7 separate regions of the Mus musculus genome follow, and regions 2, 3, 4, 5, 6 and 7 are each linked to region 1. A link is a loop called in an ENCODE intact Hi-C map of the cell type or tissue named here. Cell type or tissue: left cerebral cortex. All regions are shown on one strand.

The links. A loop is a pair of places that touch in the nucleus more often than their neighbours do. Peaks named below come from ENCODE experiments on the same cell type or tissue, not always from the same donor. Only the 100,000 strongest peaks of a DNase experiment are listed, where the experiment ranks them.
Region 2: a loop joins it to region 1, with 6 times the contacts of the local background. A loop is called at or near these places in 2 of 42 quality-filtered maps.
Region 3: a loop joins it to region 1, with 9 times the contacts of the local background. A loop is called at or near these places in 2 of 42 quality-filtered maps.
Region 4: it touches region 1 in a loop (2.5-fold over the local background); 3 of 42 quality-filtered maps call a loop at or near these places.
Region 5: a loop joins it to region 1, with 12 times the contacts of the local background. A loop is called at or near these places in 2 of 42 quality-filtered maps.
Region 6: a loop joins it to region 1, with 3 times the contacts of the local background. A loop is called at or near these places in 2 of 42 quality-filtered maps.
Region 7: it touches region 1 in a loop (11-fold over the local background); 3 of 42 quality-filtered maps call a loop at or near these places.

The regions. Positions count from the first base shown.
Region 1 is chr12:59,617,192-59,621,191 of GRCm38, forward strand. No RefSeq gene overlaps it. Among named protein-coding and RNA genes, the nearest start is that of Gm40430, 41 kb to the right of the region's middle. In left cerebral cortex, no CTCF peak of the experiment used is centred here; DNase peaks (open chromatin) are centred at 2,260 and 3,328; H3K27ac peaks cover 2,897 bases.
Region 2 is chr12:61,520,824-61,524,823 of GRCm38, forward strand. Lrfn5 (leucine rich repeat and fibronectin type III domain containing 5) reads left to right here and starts at 2,344. Exons shown (of 6, transcript NM_001310586.1): 1 at 2,344-4,000. It overlaps Gm20063 (predicted gene, 20063), which reads right to left and starts at 997. Exons shown (of 3, transcript NR_045049.1): 1 at 135-997. In left cerebral cortex, a CTCF peak has its summit at 2,222; DNase peaks (open chromatin) are centred at 29, 904, 1,441, 1,768 and 4 more places; H3K4me3 peaks cover 3,834 bases; H3K27ac peaks cover 3,609 bases.
Region 3 is chr12:59,538,187-59,542,186 of GRCm38, forward strand. No RefSeq gene overlaps it. Among named protein-coding and RNA genes, the nearest start is that of Gm51997, 51 kb to the left of the region's middle. In left cerebral cortex, no CTCF peak of the experiment used is centred here; a DNase peak (open chromatin) is centred at 1,800; H3K27ac peaks cover 805 bases.
Region 4 is chr12:59,711,496-59,715,495 of GRCm38, forward strand. No RefSeq gene overlaps it. Among named protein-coding and RNA genes, the nearest start is that of Gm22673, 41 kb to the left of the region's middle. In left cerebral cortex, no CTCF peak of the experiment used is centred here; a DNase peak (open chromatin) is centred at 1,908.
Region 5 is chr12:59,520,304-59,524,303 of GRCm38, forward strand. No RefSeq gene overlaps it. Among named protein-coding and RNA genes, the nearest start is that of Gm51997, 33 kb to the left of the region's middle. In left cerebral cortex, no CTCF peak of the experiment used is centred here; DNase peaks (open chromatin) are centred at 1,821 and 2,514; H3K27ac peaks cover 983 bases.
Region 6 is chr12:59,796,513-59,800,512 of GRCm38, forward strand. No RefSeq gene overlaps it. Among named protein-coding and RNA genes, the nearest start is that of Gm22673, 130 kb to the left of the region's middle. In left cerebral cortex, a CTCF peak has its summit at 1,720 (motif pointing right); a DNase peak (open chromatin) is centred at 1,747; H3K27ac peaks cover 212 bases.
Region 7 is chr12:59,412,847-59,416,846 of GRCm38, forward strand. No RefSeq gene overlaps it. Among named protein-coding and RNA genes, the nearest start is that of Gm51997, 75 kb to the right of the region's middle. In left cerebral cortex, no CTCF peak of the experiment used is centred here; DNase peaks (open chromatin) are centred at 1,618, 1,760, 2,369 and 2,819; H3K27ac peaks cover 2,371 bases.

The DNA of each region.
Region 1 (4,000 bases):
GAAATTTCTGGGTTGTACTGTATGTGAGAGGTTCAAGATCAAAACCCACTTGATTTGCATCTCAATAACATTATGGATGAATTACTTCCTAATTCAGTGTAGTCAGTTGGCTTCCAAGTGATTACTCATCTACCCAAAGGATGGTTCTATATTGGAGTGTTATCAGTTCTATTTTGGATATTTGGTAGAGGCCACCATGTCATCTTTAATAAGAAGAAACTTATATAAAAGTAGAATGCTTTTAAATTAATCTATATTTCTTTTTTATATTAATTTAAAATTTTTTATTAATCATTTCATTTACATCTAAAATGATAACTCCCTTCCTGGTTAACCTTCCAGAACCCCCTCATAACATGTACCCTTCCTCCCTCACCTTTGCCTCTATGAAGGTGCTCTGACACCTACCTATTCTATATTTCTATAGTCATAGATACATCAGTTAACTACACTGTGTAGTAATGATGAATTCTGAGCAGACTGTCTACTTCATTTTGAGCATTTAACAGTTTAGTGCCTCTTTTGTGGTATATGGCCATTTGAGAACATAAACAATACAATTATATTCATATTTCATGCTTATTTTCATATTTTCCTCCTATTTTTTCTATTAACCCAGTTTCTAAAATTTTAACTATTAACCAAACCATTTACCACTGTGTATCAATCTGTATATATTCATATGTATGCATATATAAAGTCATATATACACATATATATGTAAAATATATACAAAGTGTATATATCATATATTGATAGATTGAATATATAATATAATAAAATATAAATATATTAAGTGAAAACATATAAAATCATATATATGTATACATCATATACCTTGCATCATATATTGAATGAACCCAGTCATGAACTAATGTCTGTGTTTTTTCTATGTAACCTTTTATAAAAGCCTTCACCCACAGAATGTCATGATAGATGACATGATGATCTATCTATGTAGGCAACCTATATGCACACTTATTTGTACCATCTATTTATGTCTAACTTAATCCATAATATGATGGTTTACTGTTGGGTCTGTCAAACCTGATAAATGGGTCTGATGATGAGCTATGTGGACATAGAACATTCTATAGGCAAGCCCTTATCCTTTGCTGGGTCTGGTATTAACCTGCAACACCATGGGATTATATTGTGGCTAGATAATAAGCCTTTTTATGAATCATCTTTTCCTACCATACACACCATAATATCATATACTAGTCAGGTGGACTAACACATGCAGCAGGGGCAATGTAAAATTTACTCTATACTTGCATACTTGCTCTACAGAACTTCTGTAATCTAGATTTCACCCAATTCTCACAATTGTTACAGGCTTTTTGTTTATTCCTTAGGACAGCTGATCAGAGAATGATTCCCACATGTGAATATGCTGCCTTTAGACCCAGTAAGACCTACTAGGAGGAAAGCATGAAATGCAGAAGTTTGCCTTTTGCCTTAAAAGGGATGTTCTAGCATGATTTTAGTAAAGAATCCTTAAAACTAATAGATAAGGCTCTTGAGGCTTTATAAATTTTCTATTTTTCTTCATGGTGCACTTTGTGTTATTGGAGTTTCCATGGTATTTGGTACTTCTTGTTCATTGTCTCTAATGAGCATGATGCTATTATGTAATGGATCAATTAGATTCTATGTCAAATGCTCACAAGGTCCAGAGCATGTCAGACCACATTATAATAGGGGAAAGTAGAGTTAAGCAGTCTTGAGAAATGAACATAAATACAATTATTTATTCCAAGTGAATGAGAACTGTGTCTAATCATTCTCTTTGATAGAGACCAATGACTGCTGCCCACTGTGTACTCAGCATACTGATTTGCTCTAGTAAATAAACCACATCTGGCACAACATCTGTCTCTGAAGCTAGCAATTCATTGAGTTTTAGGAGTCAATTGTAATCTTCCAGAACATATCTTGTTTTTCTTAGATTTGTGAGTTAAATGGACATATAACAGAGGCCATCACTTTTACATCATTTTTATTTTGAAAAGTAACATCAATCTTTCTTTGTTTCCTTTTGGACATAGTATTGTTTTCCACTTGCTATCTCGGACACTGTCTTGGATTTTGTCTTGTAGGTCACTGCGGATGCTTTGCCACTTACCAGTCACAAGTATGTTCATTCAGTGGCATTGGGTAAGCCTATGGGACTGGTGGAACTACTCAGAATCAGACCTGGGACACTGCTACGTGGATTCTCCTAAGCAATCAACATTTACTCAGTGTCTGTTATCTTAGCCTCTCTTGTTCCCTCACTGTTATCCAGGAGCCCTGCTATATTACAGCATGGCTAACATCAACCCTGGTCTGTAGAAAGGCAGTCAGGGAAGCTGGTGCCCTTCCTCCCAGCACATTCCCAGCTGCTGTGGTGAATTGGGTATCCTACCTGGATTCTATAGAAATATAGGCACTCAGTTGGTTTGCTGACCCTCTATAATTTATAACCTCTAGACAGCAGTCCTTTAAAGCTTCATAATGTTGGTGATGAACCACACTAAGACTTTTAATTTTTTTATCACAGCAATTTTGGGGGTACTCTCTCAGATTGCTTGGACTACAATATTTTTTTTTTACTCTTCTCTTCTAGAACCACCCTAGATTTTCTTTATCTTGGGTTCATTACCATTATTCAAGGTCTTTGTCAGTGTCAAATTCTGCATTAGGGGAGGGTCTCCTGATGGAGTGTCCCCTTTCAACTTTATAGTCTGTCCTTCTTGATTTAGCATACTTCACATTCATCTCTAAGTTTATAATTTGTTTTTGGGCTGCTAAACCTTGACTAGATCTTTTAACTCTGCCAGTATTTACTTATTTTTGACTACTTTAAAAGGCCCATTTAGCATCAGTACTTCATTATCTTCAGCAATGGAGCTTTGAGTCCTTTTGGAATTCTACTGTTTTTAAATTTGTTCTTGCCCTAGCCGCTAGTATGTTCTATTCTGTGGTTACAAAGAAGTGAGTGTATATAAAGGTGTTCTAAATTCATACTTTGTCACATGGATACAGACTTATCCTTAGTCTCTGTATTTCTATTTCCTTCCTTTATCCATGGCACTAGCAAGAATCATCAGACCATAATCCAGCTCATTACTGCTCTTAAGTTATTAAACACACTCAAGTCTCACCTAACAGTGCCTTCCTCTCCCTTCTATTGGCATCACATTATAGTCCACACTGGTGAGGCTTTGAACAACTGCGACATCTTAGCATGCTCTGTAACTATCCACATCCCACCTACCACCAGACACAGGATCCTCATGGCCAGCTTGCTGGTGGGTGATTCAGATTTGAGATTCTAATTTTGAAGTCTGTCTTTTCAGATCATTAGAGGCACCACCTATTTTTGGTCAGGTTTCCCAGGAAACTAACTCTGAGACAGAGAGATTAGACTGTAAGAAAATTTCTGGAGCATGTTCTTCCCATAATACTCATGAGAGAACTGCGTGTGGGCAGAAGTTTGCTGCAAGTTTCAGAAGGTCTTTGGAGAGCTCTCAAATGAAGTCCTTATAACTTCCTTTATTCAGTCATCCATGTAAAGTTTTGTGAGACAGGCTCATGGTCCTACATAAGGAAATAATTTTGGATAAGTATAATTCACAGGGAAGTAGACTAAGCTGTAAGCTGTACAGTCGACAGAAGAGACCCCCTTCCCCTGAGCAGCAAGGTAAATAAGGGCTTATGTGTGAAGGTACAGAGTTTAACATCCACTCCAGATTCCCAAACCAAGAGAGTAATAGTTGCTGCTATTAATTTTTATTATAAAATATAATATGGTACAAATATTGAAAACAAGGGTATTTGAAATATTTAACAAATGATACAAACATTTAATGAAACAAATTTTAAACTTGTATTTCCTTTTAGGCATTCAACTAAACCCTTAACCTAACCTAATTTTAAAGAAGAAAAAATTCTATCTATCATCTATCTATCTATCTATCTATCTATCTATCTATCTATCTATCATCTATCTATT
Region 2 (4,000 bases), 1.9 Mb after region 1:
ACTTCAGCCAAAAGGTGGTGTCATCTTTCTCACCACTAAACACATTTAAGACAAGGCACCCCAACTGAATTTTGCCTCGTCCCCAACTGTTAGCATCTTCAACTGGCCCAGTTGGCAATGAGTCTTCTTCTTACCTTTGTCCGGGTATAAAATGTAAAGGAAAGAGGAAAAAGAAGGAAAGTTATTCAATCCAGAGAGGCAGAGGTCTTTTGGATTCTGAATCAATATTTGGATATATACTTTGTTCACTTTGGTGAACCACAAATACTTATTTAGGAGACTTAGTTCTTTCAGCTAAGCGGGACAGCAAGTGGGACAGTCCTGAAGGCAAAAGAAGTCACCCTCCACATCCTACTTGGAAGTGCTCATTTGGATCTTCCTGGAGTCCAAGCTGGGGCGATTTCATCACTTGCCCTCAAGTCCACAAAGCTTCCAAGTTTAAAGGGAAGCCAGAAAGCAGCACTTTCTCTTCTGTGCCTTCAGACGTGGCCTCCTCCTTGAGGTGAAGGCTCTACCTTGGGATTTCTTGGAATACTGGGTTATCCACTTCCTTGACTATACACGGGAGAAACACTCACGGTTTTTGTGGAGACTCTCCAGGACTTCATGGTGTCTGCTGAAGTATTTGTCCTCCAGAGTCCTTTTGCAGATTTGTATGGAATCTTACTGGTCAGCACCTGGCTGTTAAGAGAGATGCTTGGATGCTCAAACTCGTTTTCAGTTCTGCAATCTACCGCTGAAGACTTGCACTGGAACCTGGAGCCCCGGCGATGTGGCGGAAATGCTTGGAGACTGCGCGGCGGGAATCGCAGCCCCAGCCAATGCTCCTCCGGAATCAAATAACCAGCAAGTAGATCGCATTGCTAAATCCAGGGGCGAACCACCCAGGGATAAACAGGAGTGGAACCTGGTCGGAAGCAAAGAGAGGAGCCCAGAGAAGGGAAGAGAAAACTGGAGCAGTTACCACTTAAAGTACTCCAGGCTGAGTTCATCTCTCAAAAGGCAGCTGTGTGGGTCTTGATTACGCGTGGGTGCCTGTGCGCGCACTTGGATAGGGCCCGTGGGTGTGCCTGAATATGCACGCCCATGTGAATTCGCAAGGCAAGGGTAAAGCCTCAGGGTCTACTGGGAGCAAAATTCCAGAGCATCCTATTCTGGGAGGAACAGTATGGTGCAAATAGGCAAGGAAGTGCTCCTTGATAGCCAGTATCCCCCTACCCACCCCCCCTCAATTCTTCCATGCAGGTTTGGTTCAGGTTGGTGTTTGAACTTAGAGGGAGGCACAGAAACCAAAAATCAAGTGCTCATCAACTCTATCCTGAAAGGACTAGCTTCAAACCACTCCACATACTGTCTTTAGGGGGTTTCTGTGAGCTTGGCTGGGGTCTGAGACTGGGGATTAACTGAGAACCTGGGAATCTTGGCAGGATTCCAAGAGTAAAGCCAGGGAGGGCCCTACCCAATGTTTCCCCAAGAGGCTCTTTTTTTTTTTTTTTTTTTTTTTTTTTTTTTCCTTTCCTCTGTACCACACCTCTCTCTGGCTCCACATCCTTCCCCCAGTGCAGGTGACCTCGGTGGCCAGGCCTTTCTGAGGACTACTCAGGTCCCATAAAGCTCTGTGCACTAAAATGTGGTTAGCTTCATCACTTCTTCATGCCTGGTACCTACTGGGCAGATTCTGCAAAGTAAATGTTCATTTTGGAATCCGCTTCCATCTGATTCATAAGCAACCCCCCCCCACACACACACACACACACACACTCACACACAGACTAGGGAACACTGGAAGTCGGCCTTCAGTGCCTGGGAGTTTCAGCGAGAAGCTCTTAGGCTGGGATTTTTTCCGCCAGGTTGGAGCTAATCACTTGTCACAGTGCCTAATGACACAGCCTGGCTGGGTGACACCTTTTTTTTTTTTTTAATTTTTATTATTTTTTTTTAAATTTAAATCATTATTCCCTTATTCACAGGTCAGTGGGCGACTAGATCAGGCAGTTCATTTCCAACAGAGGGATGCCCCAGAAGTTAGCTTTCTCCCTTCAGGTTTTCCACCGCTTCCCCTCCCCCCTTCCTGCAACGCCCCCGCGCCTCCTCTGCTTAGGGATTTGTAGGCACGGCGCTAACCCTCTCCTTGCGCCCGCGGAAAATCGGTTCTCTGAACACATCCAGCCCGAAGTCTCAAAGGCCGAGAGCACAGCTGCTACTGCTTGGGGTGTCTCCTGTTTCTAGGGTTCTGGGAGGTGCGGCCGTTCTCGTCACTGCAGCTAGGGACCGGCTCTCGGCCGCGCGCCCGCCGCCGCCGCCGCCGCCGCCGCCTCCATGCTGCAGCGCGGAGCGCAGCTCCTCTGGGCCGGCGTTGCCTGCTCGCACCACGCTGGGGAGCGGCTCTCCCAGGCCTGCCGGGGCGGCGGCTGCCTGCCCGGACTGCAGCTTCCCGCCTTGAGCCTGAGCTGAGGACTCGTCCCAGGGCCTCAGCCAGCGGGAGGGGCGCCCACCGCGCTGTGTGCAGCGGCGCAGGGAGGTGGTGAGCCCGTGCAGAGCAGCCGGAGCTGTGTGTGTGTGTGTGTGTGTGTGTGTGTGTGTGTGTGTGTGTGTGTGTGTGTGTGTGTGTGTTCGCCTGCGAGCTTTTCTTCTTCCCTTGAAGATGTGAGATGTGAATGGCTTCTTAGCTAGCTGGTCCTTAGGATTCTGGACTTTGTGGAGCTGTGGGCACAACGCACCCATGTAATTCATGTTGTGTGGTCGGTTATCTTAGGGGAAAAAAAAAAGGCGCAACTCGACGGGGGTGGGGCAGATCCAGGAAACATTCTGGAAAGGAGAAATAGAAAGAGAGAGGCGTAGAAATGTGAATATTGAAAGACCTGAGAAGACTTTTGGAATCTCCCGGCTGGCCCTTCAGTTTTCCCGGCACTAATCTGGAGGTTTTCCACCTTTTCAAGTCATCTTGGTGTTCCTCTAGTGTTTTGTAAGCCTCTTTTCAGCTAGCTGCGTGTGTGTATGCGTGTGTTTGTGCGCCTGTGTATGTGCGCGCGCCTATCAGATGCATTTGACAGTCTTTTTTCCAACTGCCCAGAAGCAAACGTGTTAACTCAGAGATGCCCCTCCGTGCCCAGGTTCTCGCAGAGCATGGAGGACACCCAGACCGGTTTTCCAGGCTGGATTCTGGGAGGCTGATGGGCTGTGAACCCAGGTGTAAGGATCACTTAATCCAGAGGCTTGGAAAGTGGCTGTATTAACGAGCTTCCAGGTACATCGCAAGGTCAAGAGAGGGACTTGCAGCTGTATTAATTCCCTGCATCTTGACTTTCCTGTTTTGGTCCGAAGAATATGAATGTGTCTGTCCACAACATTTGAAGCCCAAACTTCAGCACTCCGAGCTGGTTTACTGTACAAACAAGGTAATGAGGATTGCTTTTCAAACTGCTTAACGAATCCCCGACGCTTCCACAGCCCTTCCAGGACTCCCTTTCTGCCCAGCGAAATGTCACCAGCTTTTGAATTCCAAGGATTTGGCTGCAGGAGAACTTGAAGGAAACGTGATCAAAGGGCTATGTGAGAACGCGACTGCTCTTTTTGCCGGTAGGCTGGTGGGCTTCCGGACCGGATCTTGAGAAGGACCAGAACTGTTTCTCCCTCCCGGTGCGGTTCTGGGAGTGCTTGTGCAAGTGTGAGTGCGCGCGCGCCCGGCTGAGAATGTGTGAGTGTGTGTGAGCGTGTCTCTGTGTGTGCGCGGCCGCCCTGCTTCTGCCCGCTCCCCGGGCGCGGAGCCACCGGTTTGGGCGATTTGCGCTGATTCCCCACCCAGCGCGACCTGCGAGCAGCGAAGGCAGGGGCAGGAGCCACCTCTCTGACTCCCTAGGATGCGGGTGCTGAGCTATGGCAAAGGGCAGCGAAGTGATGAGCTAGACCCCAGTACGACTGTGAAAGCCACCTGGAGCCACCTTGCCTGGATCTTACCTGCCGGCAGAAAGTCTTCCTATGACCGTCTTTCCCCCTAGAG
Region 3 (4,000 bases), 79 kb before region 1:
CTCTATATGCCATAGCTAAAGTGTGAGGTATCCTTTGCAATAAGGTTTTACAAGTTTTTCTTAATACAAAAATGCAATTATATTCATTTATACATAATGATTAAATAATAGTAAAAGAAATCCTTTTACTAGTGGTGCTGGAGATTGAGCCCATATGCTATGAACATATTCTATTACTGGATCACACCTGTATTTTAGTCATTTGAACTTTTAATACCAAAATTTATAGTTTATTAGTCTGAGTTCATAAGCAGTAATTTATTTTCTGACGATCAAAGTCAAAAGTGAAGCAAGAGAAGCGGTGTTGTGATAACTTCCTTGAGTTGCTAAATCTATTAAAAATTATGGTGCTAGCCAGCCGAATGCTGCTTCTAATAAACATGCTAAATTCAATCCATAGCACTAGAGCATCAGAGAATTCTTTCACTGAGCCATTTTGACTTTGATCTTGCCTAGACTAATTTCTGAAATTGAGAGAGCAAGGAAAACATAAGACACAATTGGCCGTTTTGAGGGGAACCCGTTAAATATAGAATGATTTAACCAAAGACAGATTATCAGTACTAAAGCTGTTGAATTCAAAATTTCTGCTTTATACTTTATGTTATGGTATTTACCTTCTTCCATGGGGTTGTACTGCAAATATCCCAAGTTCAATATATATATATGTTTGTTGACTTAAACTAAAATTTTACTTAAAATGAACAAGTGAGTAAACAGATGGGGTTATCATCTAAGGATTGTCAAGCTAGGAACTCCATCTGAAGCTATTTTGCTAGGATTGTTCTCTGATTAAATGAAAGCTTTCCTAGAACAGCGTGTTCACAGCAACTTTTCTCACAATGCCTTTTGATAAGCAGGCCTGACAAATGCAGATCATGAGAGCAGGCTTATAAGTAACCCACACAGATAAATGGCAACCATACGAATACACTGCATTTTCCTGGTAAATGGTATTCACCTCTTTCAGGTAGAATGACTTAATGTCTCAAATTAAGACCAGCGTTTGGATCAGATGTCTGGAAGATTCTCCCATTTGTGGAAGGAATTTCTCTCCGTGAACTGCATCTGATGTTTTAGCATTTCAAGTCATAAATCGGATACTGGATATGTACATGTGTTCCCAGGGTTTCCCTTTGTGTACTACAGCTGCAATTATATGATTTTCATTGGAGGAGATAGCAGGGTACAGTAATGGAAGATTGTGTGTTGAGATGTATTTAGTGATAGGGAAATACCCTTCAAGTGGGAAGCTGCTTTCAGTTAAGTAGCATGTGAACTGGAGTTCACACAGGTCACTTCCAGTAAGATGAGGATGAAAGCATATTTGAAGAGCTCATGGTGTTTTTCTTCACTGCTTAATCTAGACATCCAACAAAAATGACCTTTCCCCCCTTTTCACCTAGAAAAGCACACACACTAAGGTTATTTGAACTAGCCTTTATTTTTTGCTATGTAGGATCATTTACTTCTGAATATGAGATCAAGGATACTCCACCAACCCCCTATCATGTTTTCTTTTTGAGTAAGATGAAACTCCATTTCCTTAATGGGATTCACAAGTGATTTGTCTTATCCATTAGGATTTATATTTAGTAGGATTGAGCATATTGTTTACAACCACAGTGCCGATAGCCTCGTTGTGCAGATAATATAGATGCTACTCAAGAAGGCTACCTGTGGCTCAGTGTCTCCAGAAGCAGAGCAGGGGAGGTAGATGAAGTAATTGAGTCTCCTGCTTGTCCTGCACAGTCACATTTCATGATAAGTCTTGCTAAATTGTGGGGGAAGAGTGTGACTATTCCTACAAAAAAGGCTGTCTGCTGCCAGGTGGGTAGGGATCTGTGGGGAGCTCTGTACATTGAGGTCCTTGCATGTACCCTCTATTTTTGGAGGATCATCAAAGGCAAAGGAACCAAGAGATAACCAAGACCAGAGGCACTCACAAGATCCAAAGGCTATGTATTTTAATTCTAGGACAATATTTGCTTCCCTCAGACTAGATTGATGCTTTTATTCTCTGCATGAAAGGGAAAGGCTTTCAGTTTATATTTTCCCTTAGGAAGAGGAGGATTTGTGTAGATCCAAGTATTAAGGAATTTTAACCATCCTCCCATTATATAACTAGTCTGCAAATGCTGAATTAAAAAAAAAACGCTTTTTCTGAGAGCTGCTTTCTTTAGTGGATTTGCTTTTAAAGTACATTGACTTTAGTTTAGTGCTCACCTTTCAGAGGGACATAGAAAATACTTCAGCAATGCGTTTTGGTTAGTTCAAGCTGTGTCTGGACAAAATTAGGAAACAATTATTTAAGCACTCACAAGTCTGCTCTCAACAAACTCACTAGCTGCCTAGGTTTAAGACCCTCAGTTTTTAAAGTTTTCTTCAGAGCGTGTTGGTCATTGTGGTGAATGGACATTGTAATCATAGCTTATGCTTTTATCCTGGTGTCTTTGCTTGCTTAGAATTTGTTTTGGTTGCCTTATTTTTAAAATATATTGTTGATGATTTTATACATGCATGTGATGTGTTTAGAATAAGCCCAGCCCTAAATCCCACCCCTTCAGACCCCCCTCTCCTCTTTCCCCAGTCAATTAGTGCTTTGTGTTAAACACCCTGAATCCACTTAGTGATGCCTGATCTATTTTAAAACACTAGCAAACCTTCTTTTCCTCAGGTTCTTCTCCATTCCCATCCCTGTAATTCTTTCAGATAGGAACAACAATGGGTCGGAGTTATGACTGTGGGATGGCAACCCCATCCCTCACTTGATGTCCTGTCTTCCTGCTGGAGGTGGGCTCTATAGGTTTTCTCTCCCTACTGTCCGGCATTTCATCTAAGGTCCTTTCCTTTGAGTCCTGAGAGTCTCTCACCTCCCAGTTTCTGGTGCATTCTGGAGGGTCCCCCAACCTCTTTCTCGAGGTTACCTGTTTCCATTTTTTCTGCTGGCCCTCAGGGCTTCAGTTCTTTACTCTCACCCAATACCAGATCAGGTTCCCCTCTCTGCCCTCACTCCTCATCCCCCATCCACTTTCCCTCCCAGGTCCCTGTCTCTCTCCCCACTTGTTATTGCTTTCTTTTCCCTCCTAAGTGGAACTGAAGCATCCTCATATCCTCATTTGGGCATTTCCTTTTTGAGTTCTGTAGACTGTATCTTGGGTATTCTGTACTTTTTTTTTTTTTTTTTTTTTTTTTTTTTGCTAATATCCACATATTAGTGAGTATATACCATGCCTGTCCTTTGGGGTCTAAGTTACCTCAATCAGGATGATATTTTCTAGTTCCATCCATTTGCCTGCAAAACTCAGGATGTTCTCGTTCTTGATTGCTGAGCAGTATTCCATCATGTAAATGAACCACATTTTCTGTATCCATTCTTCTGTCATGGGACATCTAGGTTGCTTTTAGCTTCTGGCTATTACAAATAAGGTCGCTATGAACATAGTGGAACACGTGCCCCTATGGCATGGTGGGGTACCTTTTGAGTATATTCTCAAGAGTGGTATATCTGGGCCTTCAGTTAGATCTATTTCCAATTTTCTGAGGAACCTCCAGATTGGTTTCCAGAGTGGTTTGTAGCAGTTTGCAATCTCACCAGCAATGGACGATTGTTCCTCTTTCTTCACATCCTCTCCAATATGTGTTGTCACCTGAGGCTTTGATCTTAGCTATTCTGATTGGTGTAAGGTGGAATCTCAGGGTCGTTTTGATTTGCATTTCTCTGATCACTAAGTACTTGGAACATTTCTTTAGGTGCTTCTCAGCCATTCAAGATTCCTCAGTTGTGAATTCTCAGTTTAGTTCTATACCCCATTTTTTGATTGGGTTGTTTAGTTTTTTTTGTTGTTGTTGTTGATTAACTTCTTGAGTTCTTTATATATTTTTGGATATTAGCACTCTATTGGGTGTAGGGTTAGTGAAGATTTTTTCCCCCAATCTCTAGGTTGCCGATTTGTCTTATTGACTATGTCCTTTGTCTTACAGAAGCTTTCCAGTTTTA
Region 4 (4,000 bases), 94 kb after region 1:
TCTTTCCTTTAATAAAGAGAAGGGCAGTAGTTTATTTCAGAAAAGCTCTATGATTTAATGGACATGAACTCACTGATGCTCACCGGGTCTGACAGGGGAGTGGGAAAGGATGCATTTCACAAGTCTGTCTTCTAGACAGGGATGCACTTTACAAGTATGCCTTCTTCACATAGCAGCTAGTGGAGTGGGATGCAGCTACTGCAATCAGGAAAGAAGATGCCCAGTCTTTATCCCACTCTGATGAAGGGCAGTGGGATGACAAGCATCGGGGCCTCCCACATCTCGCTTTCGTTACCTGTTTATGGTCCAGTTGTTCTCATCCTCCGGAGTTGGAGCTATTCCAGGACACAGACCAGCAGTGAAGCCAGCAGTGCTGTTTCTCCAAGTACAATGGTACTCTTCGGTGTGACATAGGTTCCAGATTTGCCAAGGCAGTCTTTTCAGATCCTTGATATTTCCCAGAGGGAGATGTCTGAGACCCCGTGAAAACCTAAGTTTTAGAGTGTGGGCATAATTTACTCAAGTAATTGACGTTCTCTAGAATTCCATTGCTGTAAATCTGGGTCTGTGTGAATCACAGTTTCAGATTTGATTAAGTAAAGCCCTCTCTCTTCCTTCATGTCTGTTATGTCTGTTTTGTTTTTTTTCTCAAAGTTACAAAATTTTATCACATTATGAGAGAAACAGGGGAAATGTCAGATAGAGAAATGCACTGTGTGGATGAGCCTTGCAATTCCATCAAGAATGTTATTGCTGGGGGTCCTCTCAGTGCCACTATGCAGATTCTTTGTTGTATGTGAGTTCCTATATCTGTTTCTCAGCCCAAGGAGCCACATCAAACCCATTCTTTAGGTGAACTGACAGAAATATAGAGGAATTAAGAAAAAAAATTCAACAGCCCACTAGATGCAGGAGTCTCCTACTTGGATTCTCTTCATTTAGAACTGTACTTTTAATAGTTTTTTGAATAAAAATTAATTTTTTTTTAAATTTCACTTTAAAAAATTTGATGGGAGGAAAGTAATAGAAATTTTAATAAAGATCAAGGTTTGATAACTTCTAAATCTTTGATGAGACTTAGTAAGTAGGAAAAAGTTTAATTGTAGCGGTACCACCACTCACTAGCACTTTATGGTAGGTTTTTTTTTTTTTTTTTAATTTTGGGAATTTACTTTTGGTGTATTGTGAGTGCTGTGTGTGTGCATGCATGTGTGCAGATTGATTGTGTGGTGCACAAGCAACAGTGTGCATGTGGAAGCCAGTAGTCAAGGTCAGATGGCTTCCTTAGTAACATTCTACTTTTTTGAGACACTTTGAATGAACCTGGAACTTGCTGATTGGCTAGTCTGGCTGGTCAAAAAGCCCAGGGACTTCCCCCTACCATTATCCTCTCAATTCTGGGATTATAGATATTGCATCATATATATCTTTTAGGTGGGTGTTTGGGGTCTGAATTCAGGCCATCCTGTGTTTGTAACAAGTGCTTAAGCAATGGAGCTGTTGCTCCGGCCTAGGCTAGAAACTATTTTATGTTTAACTGATTGTTTTTCTTCTGCATACTTATAAAACATTGACATGTAAATTTCTGTCATTTGCTTGAGGCAAGAATTTGAAATCCTACCTTCTTTCCTTATCTATGGAGGAGTCAGAGACCGGATGGTTCCTTGCTATTTTAGGTAATGGGCTTTTAACTCTTCCTTTTAGTGAGAACTCTGACTGGGCTTCAGGGGAACCACTTTTGTCCAACTTTAAGCCCCAGTACTTTAAGGACGAAGCTTGGCATTTGCTTATTTTCTCCGGTTGCAATGACTGGTTTAAAGTTGGCCACTATAGCACCTCCTAAGGATTCCTCATGGCTTCCCTGGGTATTCATGCTCACTCTTGTGTGTCATCCTTGATTCCAGGGTGCTCGGGAGCTGGAAGAGAGGGAACACAACTCCTCTGGTAGTGTTACTTTTAGTCATCCTTTGTGAGAATCCTGCATAGCAGTTACATAATAGCATAGCTCATGTTGAAAGAGAACAAGATCAAAATATTACATGAATAGATGCCAAAAATGTTGAACTCAAAGGAAATTAGTGATTTCTAGGAGCTTAAAAGAGGAGTTGGGGAACTGCAAGGAGTTTTAAATTGGGTACCAAGACACAGCTAGAGACAGTGGATGGCATCTACCATCCCATTCCACAGTAGTACAATTACAGCTAAAAAAACCCAACAACAACAAAAACAAAACAAAACCAAACAAAAAACCCCTATGGTATATGTGTGTATATGTATATGTGTATATGTATATGATGTATGTGTATATGTATATATACAATCGGTATATATATGTATACACACATATATATTTGCACATATATTTACAATGCATATATTTTGTATGTCTGTGCATAAAGTTAAGTGTGCATGTATATGCATATTTGTACATGTCTGGGCACATGCATGTGTATTTGGGTGAAGGTATATGTGGGGACCCAAAGATGATATTTGCTGACATTCACAATCATTTTTGATTTTATTAATTGAGGCAGGGTACCTCACAGAACCCCAAATTTACTAATACCCAGCTAGTCTAGGTAGCCAGATGCCCTAGGAATGCTGTCTCTGCATTCCAAAGGCTGAAATTACAGGTGGATACATGCCTGCCTGGCTTTTACATGGTTCTGAGAATCTGAACCCTGGTTCTTATCTTTGCAAAGCAGCCAACTTTTCAGCAGAATCATCTCCCAGCCTCCTTTTTGAATACTTTATGAACAACCAAAATTGTTTTAAGATTCCAAACAGAACACAAAGAAATAGGGATACAGATATGCTAATTATTCTGATTTGATAATTACACACCAAACATAAATACTTCATAAGTATAGTGATCACCAAAAATATAAACAATTGTTTACCTATGAAAAAGAAAACATAATTTAAAAAAGCTAACAAGATGAACTGTGTCTCTGGCTGCATATGTATCAGAAGATGGCCTAGTCAGCCATCATTGAGAAGAATGGCCCCTTGGTCTTACAAACTTTATATGCCTCAGTATGGAGGAACACCAGGGCCAAGAAGTGGGAGTGGGTGGGAGGGGAGTGGAGGGAGAGTCTGGGGGACTTTTGGGATAGTATTTGAAGTGTAAATGAAGAAAATAACTAATTAAAAATTAATTTAAAAAATAAATAAATAAAGGGAAAAAAACATTGCACAGGTCAGGAAAGCATGCCTCTTAGGAACTAATGTATTTCTCAGCAAATCTATAGGCTTATCTTCGAGGATATCTGAAAGAAATGCCAGTTAAAAGTAAAGATGAACTCAGGGAAGCCAAGAACATGGCAGTCACACCCACTGTTTGTACAAGTAAAATTTATAGTTTCTGTGTTTAATTTACCGGCCCGGGTTCATTCTCATTGTTAGCAATGTTTTCTGGTGGTATAGTTGACCCTGACAGAAAGCTGGCAAATCCTGACTCTGGCCTTGACACTGATCTGATAGCTATGGGAACAGAGCTCAGTTGATCAAAAGTAAGAGATATAGTTTTGTTAACCCCTTGTTCACAGACACTGAATTATAAAATGAGAAATTATCACCAGAAATGCAGCATCTTTCTTTGCTTCTTGACTGTGAATATTATCACAGGCACATGAGAAGAAAGGCTGTCTGAGAATGGGCCTAAATCATGGAAGTTGAGGTTGGTAAGGTAGGAGAAACTGAGCTGTGACAATTTTGATAAGACAGGAACAAAGTGATTTCTCACTCAATAGATTTTCAGGGATTGGAATTGAAGTTTCACTTTCGGATTAAGCCATAATGTGTTGGACAAACAGCCTGAGTTCTCATGAGGTGGTGTAAACCTGGAAGCCCATAAATGGTGGAGTGAGTGAGCCAGCATGGCTAACCATTTCTCTTCCTTTCTTTATGGTTGGAAAAATGATGTTTAGGCTTTTAAAAAATAAATACAAATGCCATTTCTTCTTTTTTTTTTCTTAAACAATTTTTATTAGATATTTTC
Region 5 (4,000 bases), 97 kb before region 1:
CTATGTCATGAAAACACAGGAGAACATTGTGGTGAGGAAGCATGGGAAGTGGGAGAAGGCTGATCATGAGAATAAGCATGTATGAAACCGCATAATGAAACCAATGACTTAAAAATGATTGTAACTAATGAATATTTAAGAGACAACACAGCGCAAGTGCAATACAATACCAAGTACAGTGCATCATGGATGGATAAAGGTAAAAATAAGACTCATTGTGATGCTAGTAAAAGTTTTCAAGGATCAGTAACATTTGATTTGCAACCTGTGTGTTAAGTAGGAGGAATGGCCAAGTTGAAGGCAGAGAGTGGTAGGAGTAGGAGGAAGAGTGGGAAATTTGTAAAAATGTTGCATGTGGTTTAAGGCATCATAATTGGACCTTACAACATTGCATTAAAGTTTTTGATTGATAAAAGACAAAAGAAGCAGAGGGAGGGGAGTGGCAAGGGCTGGGAGCTCAAATCACTTCAGAAGCAGACTAGGGGTGGGGAGAGGTGAGATGGACACCGGGAGCAAGGCCAAGGGAAGCCGGGTCATGAAAGCCAGGCCAGGGACTTAAGACTGTGCACTTAGGGTCTAACTAATATGGCAACTGAACAAATGAAAAGGGAGCACCCGGTGATAGGAGCCTGCAGAAGGTTTTCCAACCATATTGCTGCAGAATGAATGACAGTTTTTCTGTGGTTTGCAATTCTTGTTCTGGTTGTACTGTGGAAAACAGATGAAGATTCAAGACTAGAGGGAGGTTCAGGGTAACAGTAGGTTCAGTCTAAATTGGTGATGTACAGTGCCCTTGAGATGAGGTAGACATTAGCTTTAGGTATGTTAAACTTCGGGTACCTGTAGGCTAATCAAAATAAATTCTCAAGGAGACAGTCAAATGTGTAAGTCAGAAGCTTGCAAACAAGGTCTGAGTGAAATATGCATATTTCCACGTTATCAGCCTAAGGGTAGAAACAAAAATGATGGAGATTGATCCAGTTGCCTAGAGTATATACTGACAGTTCTTACAACATGATCTTTAGAGACAGATGGTACTTTTTAAACAAATAAACAGGAGGCAGAATCCAGGGAGACAGAGTGGGCTGATGAGATAAGAAGTCTATCAAGACTGTGAATGTGACATATGTCCTACATTTAAGTATAATGATGGGGGAGGGGCAGAGATTGTGCAAGGAAATGTAGGAAAGGCATTCTTTGTAATATGTATTTATCAATTTCTCTTGTCAGTCTCTGTCTCTCCTGCGTGTGCACGTGTGTATGTGTGTGTGTGTGTGTGTGTGAATGTACATGCAGGTACCCATGGAGGCCAGATGAGGATGTGGGATTCTCTAGAGTGGAGTTAGAGGCATTTGTGAGCCATATGATGTGGTTATTGGGCACTAAACTCTTAACGTCTGTAAGAGAAGCATTCACTCTTAACTTCTAAATCATCTCTCCAGCCCTGAAAAATATTATTTTATAAAGAGAATGCCCCGTCTTGCAGCCAGCAACTTTGGGTGATAAGAGCAACAACAACACTGGTAAAAAGGAGACTAGGGTACAAGTGAGCACACTGGAGGGAGAGGTCAGGAGAACAAGGAGATGGTTCCAGGCAGGTAAGCAACCAGCAGGAAGGCACATGTGCTCCTGGTGTATATGTTCATTTTAATGTGTGAAACCGAAGTATTTCCAACTGCAGATGGGAACAAGAGCTTGAAGATGGAGTAGGAGGCATAGAGGAATGGAGGTGGGATTAGGAAAAAAAAGACCTCTTGGGGAAAGAGGCGTAGGGTACCAAGAGCAGTTGTATTATAGAAGGGACTGAATTTAGGCAAGACAAATGTGGTCTGGATGAAGATGTTGTAGGCTGTTGGTAAGAGGAGGTGTGGGAGGCTTGACAAATGTGAGAGATGGCCACTGTGGAAAACAAGAAAGATGAGGGAGGAGGAGGAGGGAAGAAAACAGCATCAGGCACCCCAGTCCACATTGAATGCCAGGAAACCATGGTGCCAACGCTCTTCTTTCTTCCACAAGTGCCCAAGATCTGAGCCTAAGTGAGGAGAGAGCAGGCATGGTGGACATTTCCTGGCTGAGTGTGAGTGGAATGCAATGGAGAAGTAGCTGAGAACCCTGGAGAGGGGACTGTGTAAAGGACCAGGCTGGAGAGGGGACTGTGCAAAGGACCAGGCTGCAGAGGGGGCTGTGCTAAGGACCAGGCTAGAGAGGCGGGGGTGTGCAATGCATCAGGCACTTGTTAACAAGTCTTTGTTCTCATCAAAAACTGTCTTAAACTCATAAAAAAATCTGCTGTCTGCTCACATATTTTGAACTTGAGATAAAAACGTTAACATATAAAATATTTTCAGCATATCTCACTGCTTATCTTATATAATATACATAAGCTAAATGCAGTTTTATCCAAGTCTTGGGGTATAGATTTAGCTCAATTTATAAATCTGGTCCTTCAGATAATCAGGCCTCATTGTGAAACTGCTCACCCAAATCATGGCTACTTTCCACCAGAAAATATCTGATTTCATCCTAAAATTCATACATCTGATTAACACCTCTGTTCTAAGACAGATTAGTAGGTGGATAGGTGACTGAGTGACTGGTGTTAGTTGGTAAATAGGTGGCTCACCCAAGATGCAGATGAGTAGACAGTTGGTACCATGGTTGAAACAAGTTCCTCTCAAATATATCTTCCTCAAGTTGATTTGGTCTCACTTCTAAGAATTTCCTTCCGGAAAGTGATATTCTAGATGTGCCCCTCTCCTTGACATCCGGGAATAATTTCCCAAATTATAGCATGGGGGGGGGGTATGCCTGCGTGTGTGTGTGTGTGTGTGTGTGTGTGTGTGTGTTTGTGTGTGTAATGCGGGTGGGCACTTGAACAGTGAAAGGAAAGACTCTTAGATCCCAGATTCTACAGTTTGAGCAGCTTCAAGAATGAGTCTGAGATCTGGAAACGTTAACTCTGTGTTTCCTTAAGCCTTTGGGCACATTGGAAAGGCTTTGTGCTTATACTTCAGCTTGAAAACTGCTGCAACATTGGACTAAGTCTGGGTAAAGGCAAGAGAAAAGCAGAGGATTGCTGCTTTTGCACGCAAGTCTATATTTGAGGCCAAAGATAATGCTGCACTGAAGTAGTTTGTTGTTTTGTTTCTTTTCTTCTGTTTATTGAAGCAATGTTGAGAAGTAAAGGGCCTGAGTGTTACAAGGGAGAGAACTGGAAAGTGAGTTAGCTGCTTAAGGCAGAAGGTCCTACTGGGAATTAAACCCAGGATTTCCTGTTATGAGTCAGGCCCTTTAACTGATTTAGCCACAGGGACACCTGGTTATTGTTTCGTTTCAATTTTGATTTACTTCAAAACAAGAGTTTTCTGCACTATGTTTTACTGAAAGAGGAAATGTAAAGGTGCACTGGGGGCTTGTGTGTCAGTTGGGCACAGTGTAGAGAGCAGAGTTTGGGGCCAACACCCTTGAATTTGAGTCCTCCATGCTATGCCCCTTCCTCATCATGGCCACAGGCAAGCCAGGCATTTTTTTATCCTCCATTGTTCTCACTTGCAAACACTGGAAAAACAATGGCTGCTTTAGGTGAGCGTGTCCTTTTTCAAGGGACAAATACCTGCTTATTTTACTCAGGTTTGAAGGGACAGGGTGTACAAAATGCACTTGTTCTAACATAAAAGTAAACGAGTCTGTGGTGAGAGGAACATGTTAGAGGAGTGAGATGCCGGCTGTACTCTGCTGTAATACCAGCTCAGTACTTATCAGACCAAACCAGAAGGGATTATAAATAGTCAACATTGTTTTCCCTGAGAGTCATGAGGCTCTTTGGTTTTCTTCCCTCACCGCTTTCATCAAAATATATGGCAAAGCTTAATTTTAAGAAAGTTGGAAATAGCCGGGCGGTGGTGGCGCACGCCTTTAATCCCAGTACTCGGGAGGCAGAGGCAGGTGGATTTCTGAGTTCGAGGCCAGCCTGGTCTATAGAGTGAGTTCCAGGACAGCC
Region 6 (4,000 bases), 180 kb after region 1:
TGTTTTCATTCTGTACTATTGTATTCATTAATAATATTTAGTTTTCTCATTCTCAGCCAATAATTTTTGGTTCTTTTGTTAATCATTTTGTTGGCAGGATAATAATTTTACAATAAATTATCTCCTGACGATTTTCAGGAGGTAACTGGCAAGTTAACTGTTTTAGCTACTGTTCTGTTCTGTGACAGAACATCATGACCAAGGCAACACGTAGAATAAAGCATGAAAGCATGCTTACAGTTTCACAGGGAGAGTCCATGGCCATCATGGCCGGAAGCATGACAGTAGGCACAGCAGGCAGGGAGGTGAAAGAAAGCCACATGTGATCCACAAGCACAGGACAAAGAAGGAGCTAATAGCAATGGTTTGGGATTTTGAAACTTCAAAGCCAACCGCAGTGGCACACCCACCTCCTCCAACAAGGCCACACTTAGTAATCTGTTCCAAAGAATTCCTCTAACTCTGTACCAAGCATTCAGACATATGAACCTACTTTAGTTAAAATTTTATTGCTTTGAAGGGACATTGTGACCAAGGCAACTCTTACAAAGGAAAACATTTCATTGAAGCTGGCTTGCAGTTTCAGAGGTTTAGTCTATTATCATCATGGTGGGAAGTACAGCAGCATGCAGGTAGAAATGGTGGTGAAGAAGGAGCTGAGAGTTCTACATCTTGATTGCTGGAAGGAAAAGGGGACTGTCTTCCACACTGGGCAGGGCTTGAGCATAGGAGACCTCAAAGCCCATCCCAACATTGCCACAATTCTTTTAACAAGGTCAGGCTATGCCAAGAAGGCCATACCTCCTAATGGTGCTACTCCCTATGAGCCAAGCACACAGAAATCTTGGAGGTCATATTTATCAAACCACCATAGAGCCTGCAGGTCATTTACCTTCAAGCTACTGCAAACACCTTGCCTTTGAATCTCAAGACTGAGTTTTGAGATGAATGCACTCTGGCTCTGTTCTTTGATTCCATTTTGCTGAACTTTAGATGACTGGCAGTAGCATTTGGAGTTTCCTGTAATGACATTCTAATAATAGCAGTTTCAAGTTGCTTTAATGAAAAAGATTCATTGAGTGCTTGAAATTGGTTATTTTGATACAGAGGATAACAGGTACACGTTCTTCGAGATCCACTTGCAGCAGAATTTCCTTTGTTAAAGTGACCCACTTCTGCTGCTTTTCTAAAAATCTATACTACTCTGGACTGTCATTTTTAGAAAGTGCATCGTTCAGCGTGCCTTTAATTGTCTAATAACGATATAAAAAGAAAAAACACACAGTGGTTCATTAGTATTGACAAAAGGACGGCTAAGCAATTGTCCAAAGGGTTGAAGAGTGGAGTAGGAATTGCTTTACTATGAATATATGTTTGAAGGGCATAAGGATTCTTTAGATGCCTTTATCTTACACATAAATCATTATTATTATTATAATGAGTCTCCTCTCACAGTAAAGGCCCTAGCAGCGATTGTTCTGCTTCTGTGACAGCTGGAATTGAGAATGCAGTAAAAGTGAAACGAATTACATTGCAGATGAATTGGGCACTTGTCAATTAAATAGAGAATTATAAGTAAGGCAAAAGCAGACTATAAGGTCTGATAAATATCAGAATCTCACTCAGGAAATCTGGATTTTAAATTGTTCATTTTCTACATTATTACCCTTTAGGTTATGCTATACAGCTTTCAAGAAAGCACCCTTCGGCCACATGGTGGCATCCTTGTAGTTATGATGGCATTTTAAAGCTAACTCCAAGCTAGAGAAGGGAATTCTTGACACATTCCATTAAATGTTCATCTTCAGATGAAGTGTACATGAAGCATTATGCAATTGACCTATAAAGGTATGACAAAACGTTAAATATGCGTTTTCCCTGTGAAAAATCTAAGAATAAATCTGAGCTTAAGAACAATTCCTCCATTCATAATGCATCTGCTTGCCTCTGTATCCGAGGGATTCTCCAATCAAGGACAAAGAGTGACTAAAAATAAAAGTGGGTACTCACAACGATTCAAGTAATTAGAAATGGCAATCTGATATACTGTTAAAATGTACAGTCATGAATGTTATTTCCCCTGACTGCTACAGATTTGAAGTCTTAAGCTCCTCCCTCTGACTAGTCTGAAATTCTTATAATCATGATGACATAGATTAGTTTTCATTTGAAACAATGTTTTCTTCCTGTTTTATGCAATCTATCTATCTATCTATCTATCTATCTATCTATCTATCTATCTATCTAGTTTTTCTGTGCTACAATCTTGGCTGTTGCTGTGTTTTATAAATAAGAAAGAAAGAACCAGGACATGTTTGGTTGAGGCACAGTATGGTGAGGTGGAAGGGGGTACCTCTGCTGGCCCATGTTGAGGCATCCCTTCCCCCTGAGGTACCAGCCATATGACAGATATAGTATAAAATAGAGTCTATTTAGGGCATGGGGAGGGGAGTTGAGGTTGGAGTAGAGATAGAGAAAGGCAGGGAGAGGCGGGAAAGGAGGGAGGGAGGGAGAGAGAGAGAGAGACAGAGACAGAGAGAGAGAGACAGAGATAGAGACAGAGAGACAGCGATAGAGAGATAGACAGAGAGGGAGGAGAGGCCAGCCAGGAACACATGGAGGTGGGAGGGGAATGGGAGAGAGAAGGAACAGAGAGAATAAGAGAGTAAGAGGGTGAGGATGGGGCAAGTAGCCCCTTTTATAGTGAGTCAGGCATACCTGGCTGTTGCCAGGTAACTGTGGGGCAGAGCCTAGAAGCTGTCCTGGTACTCTGTTTTATAAATCAGGCTGGCTTCCAACTCACAGAGATTTGCCTGTCTCTGCTTCCCCGATGCTGTGATTAATGATGTGCATCACCATACCTGGCTTGCATGTTTGTCTGTCTATCTATCTATCTATCTATCTATCTATCTATCTATCTATCTATGTATCTATCTATATCTATTGCCTTGTCGGAATGGTGCTTGGAGTGAAGATTGGACCCAGGCTTATTCTTGATGATGCTGAACTTCTAAATAACTCTGGGGTTTGTGCTCTGGAATCATTGTCTCTGTGCACTGACACTGAGACCAACATGAGGTCCGGGTGCAGATTTAAGCATCTGTGAGAGGTTTCTCTGTAGGATCTTAGACAAATAACAACATTGTCTCTCTAACATTGTCTTTCCTCTTAGATTCCCCTCCCCTTTCAAAGAGGAAGATAAGTGGGCTTTTATTTTCTTCCAAAAGCCCCTCTCTTCTATTTTTATACTTTGTGCTAAAAGTCATTGAAAACATTAGCTTCTTGTTTAATCTTGGAGTTATTTTAAAAGATAGAATAAATTGAACATTCTTAGGAAAATATAGACTTAAAAAATTTTCCACCAAAGGCTTCTTTATTTGGGTTTGTGGCTTGGTTGATATATATTTAAAAAAATCTCTCAGGCAAGTTATGGAATTAAAAATCATAGATATTAGATAGCCTAGATATATTTCTGGCTTAAAACATGTCTGTATTCTACATAATCAACACTCTGTAGTTTATTTAGTCTTAAAATTTAAATTTCTAGAATTTGAACTTAGCTAACCTGTTGTTTCTGCATAGCCAGTTAACAATATATTAGAAGGCATTAGTTAAATACTTAGATTCCAGTAACTCATGACGTTGTCCATTTCAGGTTCACAAATCAATTGTTTTAAATCATTTGTATTTTATCCAGAAAGTAACTAAAAGAGATAAACACACCAATTGAGAAAGTATGAGGATTGGAGAGAATTAAATGGTTATGGGGCCATTGCTTTCCCTAGAGGACCACTAAGGAAATGCCTGGTCAGCAGCAGGCTGTGACTGGGCGCTTAGAAATGGAACCGGAATTCCATCTAAGGGAAAGGAAGCTCTTCCCGGTTTATCACAGTAGCTCTTGAAGACCAAACATTACATTGTATCCCTAAGAAGAATAAGAAAGCTAGTTTATCATAACTTGTAGTTGCCAGTTGGCTTTTGGAGTAGAACCCCTGACTCC
Region 7 (4,000 bases), 200 kb before region 1:
GTGTGTTGAAAGTTGAAAGTTGAAAGAGATAATCTGTACGTCAAGTCTGTATGGGTTGCTATCATTGGCAAGGACATGTTGCAGAATAGGGACTTTCCATGAGATTCAGTTGGTCAGGAAAATTACCTGTGGAGGTGCAGGAAGTAGTATCTGATAGGCTCACGTAATGATGCTAAGTGTTCAGCATTCAGGGAAGGAAGAAAGCCTCAACCCTTCTTGAAATGATTCAACTTTCAGAATATCCCAGTGCATGTAATTTCTAATTAGCTAAATGGGGGTTAGAGGAAGTCCTTGTTCCTCTAAGACAGAGTCTTTCTTTGGTAGGGAAAATGGCCAAGTCTTAAGACAATTAGGTCTTATCGCCACCTAAAGCTAAAATGAGGTATTCCATTTGGAAAAACGCACATAACTACAAAGAAAGGCATGGTTTTTGAAAAGTAGAACATGATACTGTTCGCCCTGCAAACAATTCTATTGTCAAGGCAGTTATTAAACTGTTCTGATGTGTGAGTCATGGTACTGGGTATGGGTGACATGAAGATGAACAGACCTTCACTGTTCATCTGTCCTGTAAGAGCCATTGGGACAAAGTGCTTAAAACAGGGACAAGCAAGGATCTGAGGGGGTGATCAAAGACTGACAGGCGCTGACATTCCTGAAAGGCATTTTCAGTTTGAATTTCAACCTGTAGAGTTTAGTGGCTCCTGGGAATGGAGGATGCAAGATCTGGCAATGACATTCATCATAGTCATTTTGATGAGAAACACTAGGGACTTGGGACTCAGGCTGAGGACCAGTATGGACACAGTCTCAGCTTTTTGACTCGGTGGAGCACTGTTTCATTAAACTAAAGAAGACTGGAGTATTTCTTTATTGTATATATGTCTTTGTACATTTGTGTGCATGTGAATGGGCATACATGCGTCCCAATGTGCATGTGAAGGTCCGAGGATAACTCTTGGCAGTCAGTTCTTTCCTCTGGTAACCTAACTCACAGAGACTGTTTGAGACATCTTACCAACCCAAGGATTCATTTCTGAGGGGAGAGGAATGACGGTTTTTGTTTTGGACATTTTAAATTTGAGGCTGTATGAAACATCTTAAGACATTTACCATAAAGTAAAACATGCCTGAGGTTCAAGAGAGAGAGATTCGGTTAGTCAAACTGTTGGACAGTCAATAATGTGCAGATTTTAGACCCACAAATATGAACAAGAGTGTTTAGAGTAAGTGTGTCAGAGCAGAGGGCAAGCGAATGCGAACCAGGAAATCCACACATACCCCTGAGTGACCAAGTGTGAAAAAGACACGGATCTGGCCATCACAGGCCATGAGAATAAAAGTTTCATTATGATGATAAAAGCCCTGTGAGTGAACAGTATGTGGCATATTGAGGGCTGAATGGGAAGTGAGGGAATTGAGTTCCCAGATGTCCCAGGTTACTTTCAAGGGGGTTAGCCTGAGTGTGCTAACCATGTTTTGAAAGCCTGTTGTGGGAGTGTGATGTTTGGGAGGGCTCAGACACTGCCTTGGTGACTGCTGGACTAAAACTTCTTAAAGCTCGAGTCTTCCTTTTGGGTGTTGCTATAAGAGTGTTTTAAAACTGGCTGCGCCTTTGAAAAGTCTAAATCTGCCTAGGAGAGCCTCCAGAAACCCCAAGACAAAGGACAACTAGAGGAAGACTCCCCGCTGCTGCTGTACACAGAGCGAGGCTGGGTTTTTGAGATGATGAGGTTTGAGATAACGGCAAAGAGAGGGAAGCATCTATCAGCTTGCTTGCGCCTGCAAGATACACCCGAACAACCTGCCCTCCAGCAAGCGAGTTTCCCTTCTGAAATTCTGTCAAATAAATTCAGAGAGACATGAAAAGAACGGAAATAGATCTCACAATGGGCACTGATACAGCCCCTATTTTGTAGTCAGTATGCTATGAATTTCAACAGTGTATCTGATCTCTCTGGCATGTACTTTGTGCCAAAGGACTTGTGAAAGTACAGCTTTATGGCCATGGCAGGGAACTCGAGAGGACATCGCACAAAAACGAGACTACAGATACTGTGTGTGTAAGAATGAATGCTCTCCATAATGACATTCAAGGAAAATGGCCCACTTGTAGGCATCTCCACACTCAATCTTACCGATGACAAGAAATGCAGCCTGGATTTAGCATTTCATTTGGAGTATCACGGCCCCAGCTAGCTCTGAATGGGTAGATTTTTTTTTCCCAAGATCTGAAGTTTCTCAGCTTCCGAAGTGATTGGTATTCCACTCCCATCTAGCAGCTGTTGGATGGTTTTTATTTAACAAGCGAAGAGTTTCAGTGAAGTGTGGTCCTGGATGTATTTTAAAAACACACATTTCAGGCCTTTCCTCCTTCACTTCAAGTAGCAGATAAAAATTGCAAAGCGAAAGTGACAAGATAGCATTGTGACTCTGACTCACAAAGGCACACGGAATCTACAGATGCCTCCACATGCCGGAAACAGAGCGAACACAGCAACTGTCACACCCAACATCCAAAAATGAAGTAGATCTTGTCCAAACCTTGAGTCACTGTAGTGCTCATGGGGACTGGATATTCTGGGCAATGTAACTTTCTATTTTTCACAATTTTTAAAAGTGACTTTTTTTTTTATTAGGAGTATTTGCTGTACACCAAGCATAATGGGATTCACAATGACAATTTTCATGTATAGCAAGTAAGCTAGTTGCTTGATGATTGAATAGAATTCTCCTTTTGTTAGAATCATTGTTCCCAAGGTTTAGAAATATCGCAACTATGTTATCAACTTAGTGGGAGGCAGAGAAGCAGGACTATTGCTCTTGCTCAGTGTCTCCTTCTCATTTTAGACCTATGGTTTATCTGTTATATAGTTATCCTGCTCACACCTATGAGCCCAGTGCTCTGTCCAGCTCATATGCATTCTTTTGTTTTATTCTCAGTGTGTTATCTAATTTTTGGGTATTATGTGGGTCAGATACTGCAACAACTTAACTGATACAGAATTTTCAAAAAACAAAACAAAACAAAACAAAACCACTTCTAATCTAGTAGGATAAGAGATGTGTTCTGCTGTAAAGCAAAGATTCCTGGGGTTGAATCCTGGCTCTACTGTTTCTTGGCCATATGACCTTGCATTAAAAATAAAAGCAAGACCCTAATATTATCTCCACTGTGAAATGTTTGGATCAGGGTCTAGCACAGAACTTGCTCCTGCTGGTAAAAGCTGGATATCTCTATTCATTGTTAGATAAAGAGGGCACCTGCAACCCACATCCCTGTGAGAGGACGGAGTTTCCTTCAGAGTGCAATCGTCCATCATAGAGACCGTGAAGAGCCTGACCACCCGAGTTTGGTGCTGCCTGGCCTTTTATGTTTGTTCTTGATTGAGATTCTATGTTCTATTTTGGGAATAATAATAATAATAATAATAATAATAATAATAAAGAAGGAGAAGGAGGAGAAGGAGAAGGAGAAGAAGAAGGAAGCATAAAGGAATCCTGATACAGGTTGGTTTGTTATTATTTGCCTCTCTACAGTTTGAACATTTAGAAAACAATTTCTGGTTCCTAAATTATGCTAAATTAAGGGTTTCAATGGATTAATCAAGGTGTTCTATAATCTGCCTCTATAGAAGACAGGGAGTAATTACATGAGCTAGAAAACATAAAACAAACCAAACATAAGGAGAAAAGGCAATTTATTGGTGTTTTCTTCTTGCTTCTGTGTGCGGCTTGATGTATGCAGAGAATAGCAATCAGATTGGCTTCTGCTCCTCCAGGGGTAGGCAGTGACTGGAGGATCCTTTTGATCCTTTTATTCATTTTGCATTAAAAACTATAGCTCTTCTAATTTATAGACTTATTGTGAATGTCAAGGAAATGTCACCCAAATCATTGAAATACAGTGAAATTCATCCATTGTATTTAAGTAACAGGTTGCCCTGGGCTCCTAGGGAAGTGAGCTCAAGTGGACCTGGGATTTTGACTGTGCAATTGC